Linked DNA regions of Mus musculus: region 2 is linked to region 1. A link is a loop called in an ENCODE intact Hi-C map of the cell type or tissue named here. Cell type or tissue: heart. All regions are shown on one strand.

Region 1 (5,000 bases):
TACTCACTCAGCCTCACTGACTGGCCAGTGTGCCTCAGGGCTTCTCCCACCTCTGCCTCTCTAACAACGCAGGAGTCACAGGCATGTGCTCTTGTATCTCCCTGTTTCACTTAAGTCTTAGGGGACTAAACCTAAGGCATCTCTCCAGCTTAGATGTGACTGATTCTTAAGCAGGATTAGTGTTAAGCATTAGTACAACTTAACTATAAATTTATGCAACAGCAACTTATCAATAACAGCTACATAACAATTACTCGCAAAATTCCTGGAAAAACGAAAAAAAGTAATTCATTCTCGGCAGTGCAGACCAACTCCAGCAGACCACAGCAAGAAGACAAAACCACCCGTGCCCTTACCTTACGTTATTCAGTTAGCGCAGCGGGGCGGGACTCAGATGTACCTTTCTATGTGTGTGGTCACTCATTTGTAATAGATTATAAAGTATCAATTTTTTGTAGAGATAGAGACCCAGCTCAGCAGTATAGAGCACTTCCTGCTGTTCTAGAGGGCTTGGGTTCAGTTTCCAGGACCCACAGTGGGTGGCTCACAACCACATGTAATACAGCTCCATAGGGCAGGACATCCTTCTTCCCACCCAGTCCAGGACCATTGATACATATTTTTTGTTCTGTAGGTTTTTAAATTATAGATGTTTTATGCATAGCATCCTATTAACACAATCTTCTGTGTTTGTTTCCTTATACTTTGTCTTTTCTTTCCATGTTTCCTCCATGACATAGAATGTAACACCTCCCTTATTTTCATTACCAAATAATATTCCATTGCATGTGTATACTAATTTTGCTTTTCCATCTGTTGGTGGGCACCTAGGTTGCTTTTAACCTTTGGCTATCATGAATAGCACTGCTACAAATAGATACGTGCATATATTTGAGTACTTGAGTCTCTGCCTTCAGTTCTCTTAAATACAGACCCAGAAGTGGAACTGTTGATCATAATTCTCTTCCTGTTTCTTTCTGAGGAACCTCCATGCTCTTTTCCCCAAGAGACCGCCATTTTAATTCTTACCCACAATGCATAAGGTTCTAATCTATCAACATCCTTACCAACATTTGTTATTTTTCTTTATCTTTATAGCCACCCCAAATGAGTATAGTTTTTAATTTACATTTTAATTTCTTTTTAAAAATTTGCTTGTGTGTTTCTGTGTGGCTTGGCGTGTATTTGCACATCTGCACAGACACATGTGTAAAGGTCAGAGGTTGACATGAGCTGTCTGCCCGGTTTGTTTTCCATTATATTTTATTTGCTGACTCAGCTTGTCTGGCCAACCACAACCTCGTGTCTCCTCTGGAGCACTGGTGATACAGACAGGTTCTCCCATGCCCAGTGGGCCTTTGAACAGTAGTACCCATTCAGGTAGGTCTTAGCTTCTGCCTGATAAAGGACAGGTGACAAGTAAGCACTCTTGAAAGTTCTCTGTTGTTTCTGCTCTTTTTAGCCCCTGTCATCACCACGCCTCTTGAAACTGTAGATGCCTTGGTTGAAGAAGTAGCGACTTTCATGTGTGCCGTGGAATCCTACCCTCAGCCCGAGATTTCTTGGACCAGAAATAAAATTCTCATTAAGTAAGTATTCCGTCTCATCCTGCTCTGCTTTGGACGTTCCTATCCACAGAAAGGCGCCTGCACTGTTGTCGGTACTAAAGGTCACCTTCTAGAATACATAAAGTGAAAATATATTCATTTTGTAAGTGGAAGTTCTGAAGTTTGGAGAAAACCACTGATTGATCCGACGCGGGGAAAGCCCGATGGGAATCTTGAAATTTCTCTGAGCTTAGGAAGCACCACGGTGTTCTAAGTCTGCAGGCACAAGACCCAGGGCACACAGAGGAGCTGATGGAACAGCCAGTCCTCCCCTCTAGGTCCCCAAACTGTGTCTAGGAGTCTGACTTCTAGGGTGACTGCCTTTTTTTTTCTTTCAAAATGAGACAGATTATCAAACAAATAAATTTTCCATTTGGTAGATAAAGGTTCTGCTTTTCTTCCTTTGTTCCAATAGTTATCTCACCAAAAATACTCCTTAAAGAATCTAAAGCAAAGTGAGCCGGAGGCTTTCCAGTAGGCAATGGAGTTTGCACTGAGGCTGATTGCTCTTATTGCACATGGGCCATGATGATAGAATTGCTAAGACTAGATGGTTTATAAACAACAGGAAATTACTTCCCACCTCACTGGGGCTGAGGAGTTCCAAATTCAAGGAGCCAGCAGCATCTGGTCAGAGGATGAGGCTCACATTTTTTGTTCACAAATGCCCATTTTGCCCCCAGTCTCTTCACACAAGGGAATGTCATGAAGGCACTCTCTTAGCTCTCTTCTATAGGGACATTAGTCCCACTCACAAGAGTTCCAGTTTCATGACCTAATCACTTTCCAAAAGCCACATGTCAAATCCTATCATATCTGACACTAGGCTTGTTATATATTCTGGAGGATATGTGAACATTTCATCTACAACAAGTACTGAAACTGGTGTCCGTAGACTGGGACCCATGAACCTGGAGGGGAGACAGGACACACATATTCTTGCTGCCTCTGACTGGAATGTGTTTCCTGCTGCGGCACACACTCTGAAATGCTGTGGAGGATCACTGTGTACCATAGTCTTCAGGATCTCTGCCAGGCAGGCTCTCTCAGAAGCTCCAGGTCAGAACAGCTCACAAACAACCGAGAGACTGGAAAACATCCTTAATATCCATTGCAATTTGGATAGATTGAGAATTTTCCATCTCATGAAGCCTGCATTTATGTTTTGACCCAGCAGTACTTTTCTCCTTATATGAACAGCCTTTGAAAGACTTATTCTAGTTTTATTTTATATGTATGAGTACTTTGCCTGCATGTATGTATGTACACTTCATGCTTGCATGATGGCCAACGAGTCCAGAAGAGAGTGCTGAATCCCCTGGATTTGGAGTTACAGATGGTTAGGAGTTCAGGGAACAAAACCCAATACCATGTCCTCTGTAAGACCAGTCAGTTTATTTAAGCACTGAGCTGGCTTGCCAGTCTCAGAAGGACTTTAAGTTATCTTTCTCGAATTTTGCTACAAACTCCCAAAGACCACCAGATGTATCTTTGACACTGTGTCTGGAATTTTCCTAGCTAGTTGTGATTCCATTGTTCACAAGATCTGAGTTCTAAATAAGTATGAGTTAGGTGAACTCTCTGCTATTGTTTGGCAAGGGCCATCTTTCGGTCATGTTTTCCAGGCAATGCCTTAGACTGTACAAGCAGAGGCTGTAACACTAGTTATTTGCATCAATGGTCCCTTCAAGTCAACTGTCAGTTAATGATAATTAGGCATTCTTTTGGATGATTCAGCATCTCCACACTATGTCTCTTAGCTCTTTCTAAGACTCTGGTAGCTATCATTAACACGCATGTTTCAGCTGACAGTCTCAAGATATCAGTGTTTGATTCTTTATTTTTTATCATGCTCCTCAACATGGGGGCAGAAAGAGTAGTAACAGATAATCAAAGCTTATTATATACAGGAATGGAAATGGAATATTGAAGCCTTTTATTTTTATACAATTAACATGTTTGTAGATCACAAAGAGTGACTACAACTTCAAAACACAAAGGTCATTGGAGCGGTTCTATTTAAGGTATTTATTTGGTCATTAATGGCTTCAACAAAATGAAAAGATTCTGTAAATTTTTTATTTGGTTAATTATAAACTGTGAACTCATTGCTTATATTCACATTTATTAAAACATGTGATAATATTCATGATTATTAAATAAATAATTAAATAACCATGATTTCTCTGGACTTGGAGGAGCACTCTTTAGTCAGTAGTGGTCTTTCCTTGCAAGCACAAGACCTGAGTGCAATCCCGAGTACACACACACAAGGAAAGATGAACATAGTAGTGGGTATTTGCAATCTCACCCTAGGGAGACAGAGGCAGGCTAATCCGTGTGACTTGCTGGTCAGACAGCCTTGTATACTCTGTAAATTCAGAATGGCGTGCAACCACACACAAGCACACACTTTCCTGTGTAAATGTTACACTTGTTCTTAGCAGCAGCCATCACCTCATGGAAGGGTTTTGTACAAATTAGTGGTGCTTTGGTTATGGAGCCCAGAGAAACTGAATTTTACTATACTGAGCTTAATTTTACTATAGTAGCTTAATTTTACTATACTGAGCAAGGCTACTCAACTTTTCCAAACACACATTTCTTCTAAGGCTTTGAGCAAGGCTACTCAACTTTTCCAAACACACATTTCTTCTAAGGCTTTTTCAGCTTCTTAATCCATTAATCAAAGATGTGTATGTGTGCATATGTATGTTTGTATGTACATACGTGCATTTGTATGTTCATATGTGTGTGTTTGTATATATGTGTGTATATGTGTGTATATGTATGTATGTATGTGTATGAGTGAGTGTTTGTGTATATGTGTGTATATGTATGTATGAGTGAGTGTTTGCATATGTGTATGTTTGCGTGTGTTTGCATGTGTGTGTGCTTGTGTGTGTGCTTGTGTGTGTGTGTGTGTATCACAGAGGATGCACTGACCACCCTTTTGCTCCATGACCTGTAGGCTGTTTGACACCCGCTACAGCATCCGGGAGAATGGTCAGCTCCTCACCATTCTGAGCGTGGAAGACAGTGATGATGGCATCTACTGCTGCATAGCCAACAATGGAGTGGGAGGAGCCGTGGAGAGTTGTGGTGCCCTGCAAGTGAAGATGAGTGAGTAGGGAGGAGGAACATAGTCTATGGTTTTAAAGCTGTCTCCACACAACCTGGATCAGCCATTAACAGAGTGCTCTGACAACCCCTGACATTCTGCATGAGCTCAAGCACAGAATACAAGCTCCAGGGCCAACCTGGCCCAAATCCCTTCCTCCTGCCCGTGAGGCCACCTTAAGCCAAGCCTTAGACCCCTCCTCTCCCACTTGTTTTTGACCTTCACGCAGCTATTGAGTATATTTTAGAACTTCCTTCTGAAATCACTATGCA
Region 2 (5,000 bases), 110 kb after region 1:
TCTGCAGATGCGAGGTCCATGAAGGCTCTCATTCTTATTCTCAGAGAAGCTGGAGAAGATGTCGAGACTATATCCAATAGCATAAAACTACTGTATCCACAAGCATAGAACAGTAGTCTACTGTGGAAAAGGAAGGAAAGCAAGTCTTAAAACATGTTTACTATTTTGGTCAAAAGCAAAAACACAAAAATCAACTGCAGCATATTGGTTGGTTGGCGACAATGATGCTGTGGTTCCTCCATCCCTTACTTTCTCCAGGTCCTTCCTATCTTACGTCATGGTGCCATGTGATTGGCGTTAGTCAATGATGCTAGCAAAGTCACAGAGAAGCTGAGGAGATGTGTTGCTCCTCCCCTACTTTGGCAATGGAAACATCCCTGAGTCAGGCTAGTCTAGAAGATTTGGGTGGTGTGTAGAGAGACTGGGGAAGCCTAACAACTTGTGGCTATATTATTAGACTCAGCATACACCAGATTAACATTCAAGTCTCTGGAAAATGTTCTTCCTTTGGGACACCACCTTTGACAACCGCCTTATTACCTATAACATCTGTTCCTACTATCCATCTATGCATCTATTCATCCATCATCTATCTATTTTCTAGATTATTATATATTGAAAGGATCTTGCTATATGGTTCACTTTAAACTAGTGATCCTCCTGTCTCAGCTTCCGTTAAAGCAACCCACAACTAAAGAAATCATGGTGTTCATATTATGTCCGTGAACACTGTGAGCTCTCTCTACTAGAAGGAAAGGGACCTTGGCTGTTGCCTTCACAAATGTGCTTCTGGCATCTGCAGCAGTGCCTTTCAATAGGCAGGTGAGCAGTGTTTGGTAAATAAATAAATTTAAAAGGAGTGAATGCTTTGGTTTGGGGAATAATTGTAAATAAGATTGGTAGCAGGATAAATTGCCAAAATACATGCTAAGCAGTTGACAATTGTGAAATATTAATAAACTGAAAAATGTTTAAGATATTCCACATCCTGCAGTATCAGATGTTTATCCATGACTTAACAGTGTAAAACTAAACAGGCCTATCCATCTCATTAGTACCCAAATGGTTTCCATCTTTAATAAATGGGAAAATTAGATATATTCTAAAAGTTGCTTTAAAGTAAGTATATCAAGAAATGATTGATATATGTACATGTTTATATATTAACATACCCAAGTTGCATGCAAATTCTTTTTTGTTTTTGTTTTTGTTTGTTCGTTTGTTTTTCGAGACAGGATTTCTCTGTATACTCCTGGATGTCCTGAAACTCACTCTGTAGACCAGGCTGGCCTCGGACTCAGAAATCCTCCTGTCTCTACCTCCCAAGTGCTGGGATTAAAGGCATGTGCCACCACTGCCCAGCTACATGCAAATTCTTTTGGCTTGGTTGGCAAGATGGCTCAGGAAGTAAAGGTGCTTGCCACCAAGCCTAACGATCCCCAGAATGGACAAAGTGAGAGGAGAGAACACCTGAAGATGTTCTTCTTACCTATAGCCATGGTACACACACACACACACACACACACACACACACACACACACACACACCACACACACAAAGGTTAAAGAGTAATTCTACCGTGGCCTGGTTGGTAACTGTTCGTTTAGTGCTCCCAACACCATGCATTGAATCTCAGGGTAGTTCTCACGGCTCTGTCAGAAAAAGACTGGTCAGCTTGAGGAACCGGCCTCTCAGGCCTCTCAGATATCCTTCTTTGCCTTAAGTGGCTGAAGTCATCTAAGGAAAGGAATGAGCTCACATGTACCGCTCACGGACTGAGGCGCTCCAAGCTCCCCACTGCTGCTGCCCACATTCAGCAAGGCACCACCCCTGCCCATCAACCAAGAAGCTGCCTCTCTGATTTCCCAATGCCGTTGCTTCTTTGCCAAGATAATCTTTCCCAGACAAGGATATTCAGGAGAAATAGAAGTCTCCAGAAATGCGGAGGGGTGGGCATGTGGTGGGGAATCACACAGAAAAGGCCCTGGCAGCCACTCCGTTAGATGATTCGACGCTTGGCTGGAGACCAGCGGCTGAGAAGCATATGAGAAGCTCATCAGCTTGGGAGTTGAGCAGTTGCCCACAACAGCTCAAAAGTCGACATATGTGGAAGAAGGCGCCTTGAAAGAATAAAGCGATTAATCTTCCAACTAGTTAACCAGCAAGTTCTCTCTCCAAAGTCGCCAGCACTGCAAAACTTTTCCCACTTGGAGAAAAGGGGAGAAATCTACTAGTCAGAGCTCAGTGTGTGTGTGTGTGTGTGTGTGTGTGTGTGTGTGTGTGTGTGTGTGTGTGTGTGTAGAGGTATAAGGGTGCATATGAATGTATCTACAGGTAGGGGCCAGACACAATCTCACACAGGCCTGAAATGCTCTAGTCCAGTAAGCTGGTTGGCTAACAAGCTTCAGGGATCCACCTGTCTTTGCTTGCTTTTAAATCCACCTGGGATTTAAAAATGTGCAAACACACCCAGCTTTTTAAGCGCAGGTTCTGGGTATCAAACTGGTATCTTTACATTTGTCAGGCAAGCACTCAGCTAACTGAGCTATCCCCTAAGCCCAGAGATACATTCTGACTGACCTTGGTCTTCGACCTTCAGTGACCGACAGCATGCTGACAAACAGCAAATGGCATGGTTATCGATGTGTTATCTGTAATAAGAAGTGACCATAGGGAAAGGGATTTTCTGATTGAAAACAAAAACATCCACCTCACAAAATACCCCTTTCCCTGCCTACAGCCAAAGACAATTTCTTCTAGAACAGCTTCCACAGTGTGTTATGTAACTTCCCTCACACTCCCACCCCTAAAATGACAGAAGTGGCAGAAACCCAACCTTTCTATCTTTCATAGAGAGAAAAAAAATCCCGGGCTAAATGCCAGGAAAGTGGAACATGGCGATGCCACCATTATGCAAACAAAAGACATCTTATTTTGTTTCGTACTGAAGACTAAACTCACCCTCTTACAGACCCACACAAGAGCTAACCCATGGCCTCATAATAACAGCAGATAATGAACAATAAAGCTGTGTGGTTGGATATGACAGACAGACTGGGAGATGCCCAGGATGACTAAGCTTATTAAATGCAAGAACCATACTTCATTCCATAGTTTGGGTTGACTCACTCTTCTATAAACCCCTAAGCTGAGTCACTGTAGCTGGAAGCCAAGAAGCTGAAGTGAGAGAGCCAACTAGACTGTGTCTTCACTGTCCTGTGGCTGAGGATGGCACTGCCAAATCTGAACGAACCAGCCCTCCCCCTCTTCCAAGCAGACACCACACCGAAGCCAGTTTGCACTGTCTATTGTCATACCTACCCCAACACAGGAGACAGGAAATGATATGAAGAATCTATTATATATATTATGTGTAATATATATATACATATATAGTATATAAACACATACACATATGTGTTTGAAAAGCCATTTACCTTCATATCAAAGCAGTTTCAGACACCTCATTTTGTGATAAAAATGTCAGGTATGGCCCATTTGCCGAGACAATAGAAACAAAGCAAGGAAGGAGGGAGAAGAGGAAGGAGGGAGGAAGGGAGGGAGGGGAATGTAAATACTGGGCAAAACCTGAGGGCACGCCAAAGCAAAAACTCAAGGATTCAGAACAGCGAGTAGCTAAGTAGGTAGCAAAAGTGCTCACACAACAGGGTCTATGAGGATGGAGCTCAGGAGTTCAAGGCAATAGAATTGGGAAGAACAGGTGCCAAATACAGGAAGCCATGTGTCATTTTAATCCAAGAACCGACTCCAAATCGACAGCAAAAAAAGAACCATATGCAAGTACAGATAAAAGAGTTATACACAGGAGAAAGGAACTCAAGAACTGGGCAGCAGACACTCTGCCCTTAGGCTGCCTCAGTATCTCCTTTACCATCATAGTAAAAATCTCATCTGTTCATTACGTTAATTCAAGTTACTTCCTGTTCCTTGCACCACAGAGTGTTTGCTAGCATGTCATACATATGTATATCATACAGATGTTGAAGCTTGTCGCCAGCTGTTCCTCAGGATGAGTATAGCCTCACTTAGACAGAAGTAGGAAACATTCTTCTCTACTTTTAGAGTATCAACTCTAGATATTTCCATTTCTTTGAATCGTTACAAGCTCTCTGATATATCCCAATGGTGTTATATTGAAATGAAACTTTCATGCGATTCACATACACACACTTACACACACACACACACACACACACTAAAGAAAACAAACAAACAAAAGGGATAAATAACAGGAAGAGACTTAGACACAATGAACAGAGGCTCCTACTGATAAATTTGGGTTAGCTCCATTGGGAAAATGGTGAGATCATTTGTGGCTGAGTATGGAATAAAAGATCACAGTGAGCATTTGAAGCCTTGAAGGAATGAACAACGATGTGTGAGTGTGTGCTGTGTTATAGTCAAAGAGGAATGGAGCCCGGTGGATACCTGGGCCTCCTTGAGATTTCTTCCACATAGGGATTTCCTCTTTTCAAGACCCCACTGGTCAACACTGTTTATGCATCAGAAGGAGGCCTGGCCACTGCACTATATAAAATGTAGCTTCACTCAGCAAAATGGGTGTGGCTACAATGGGGGAAATGCACATTTAATACATCTAATTATTAATTTTTATGAGTTCAATTTATACTCAACCAAAACATATTTAGAAGAAAGCAAAAGTATTCATATCCTAGAAAAGGCCATCGGTTTCTAGAAAGACGTTGAATGAATTCATTGGAAAGGGGGCACTTACCCAAACACATATTAAAAATTACCACAAAGCTACAGTTGTTAAAATGGTGTGGTATCAAGTACAAACAGAAGGGATGGGTATTAGGAAGAGGAGTTCCAAGTGGAGGGGTTGAGACGACAGGAGATGGACACAATTACCACCCTGTGTGCATATGTGAGGAGTTGTCACAGGATGAATAAGAACAAGTTCCAAAGTAAAATAATATGGTCCTGTTGGAAGGAGGACAAATAAGAAGAAATCAGT

Evidence for each region. A loop is a pair of places that touch in the nucleus more often than their neighbours do. Peaks named below come from ENCODE experiments on the same cell type or tissue, not always from the same donor. Only the 100,000 strongest peaks of a DNase experiment are listed, where the experiment ranks them.
Region 2: a loop joins it to region 1, with 2.5 times the contacts of the local background. A loop is called at or near these places in 2 of 42 quality-filtered maps.

Annotation. Positions count from the first base shown.
Region 1 is chr4:58,292,030-58,297,029 of GRCm38, forward strand. It overlaps Musk (muscle, skeletal, receptor tyrosine kinase), which reads left to right. Exons shown (of 15, transcript NM_001037129.1): 2 at 1,463-1,589; 3 at 4,579-4,730. Among named protein-coding and RNA genes, the nearest start is that of Musk, 8.6 kb to the left of the region's middle. In heart, no CTCF peak of the experiment used is centred here; no DNase peak of the experiment used is centred here.
Region 2 is chr4:58,399,226-58,404,225 of GRCm38, forward strand. No RefSeq gene overlaps it. Among named protein-coding and RNA genes, the nearest start is that of Mir3095, 39 kb to the right of the region's middle. In heart, no CTCF peak of the experiment used is centred here; a DNase peak (open chromatin) is centred at 1,926.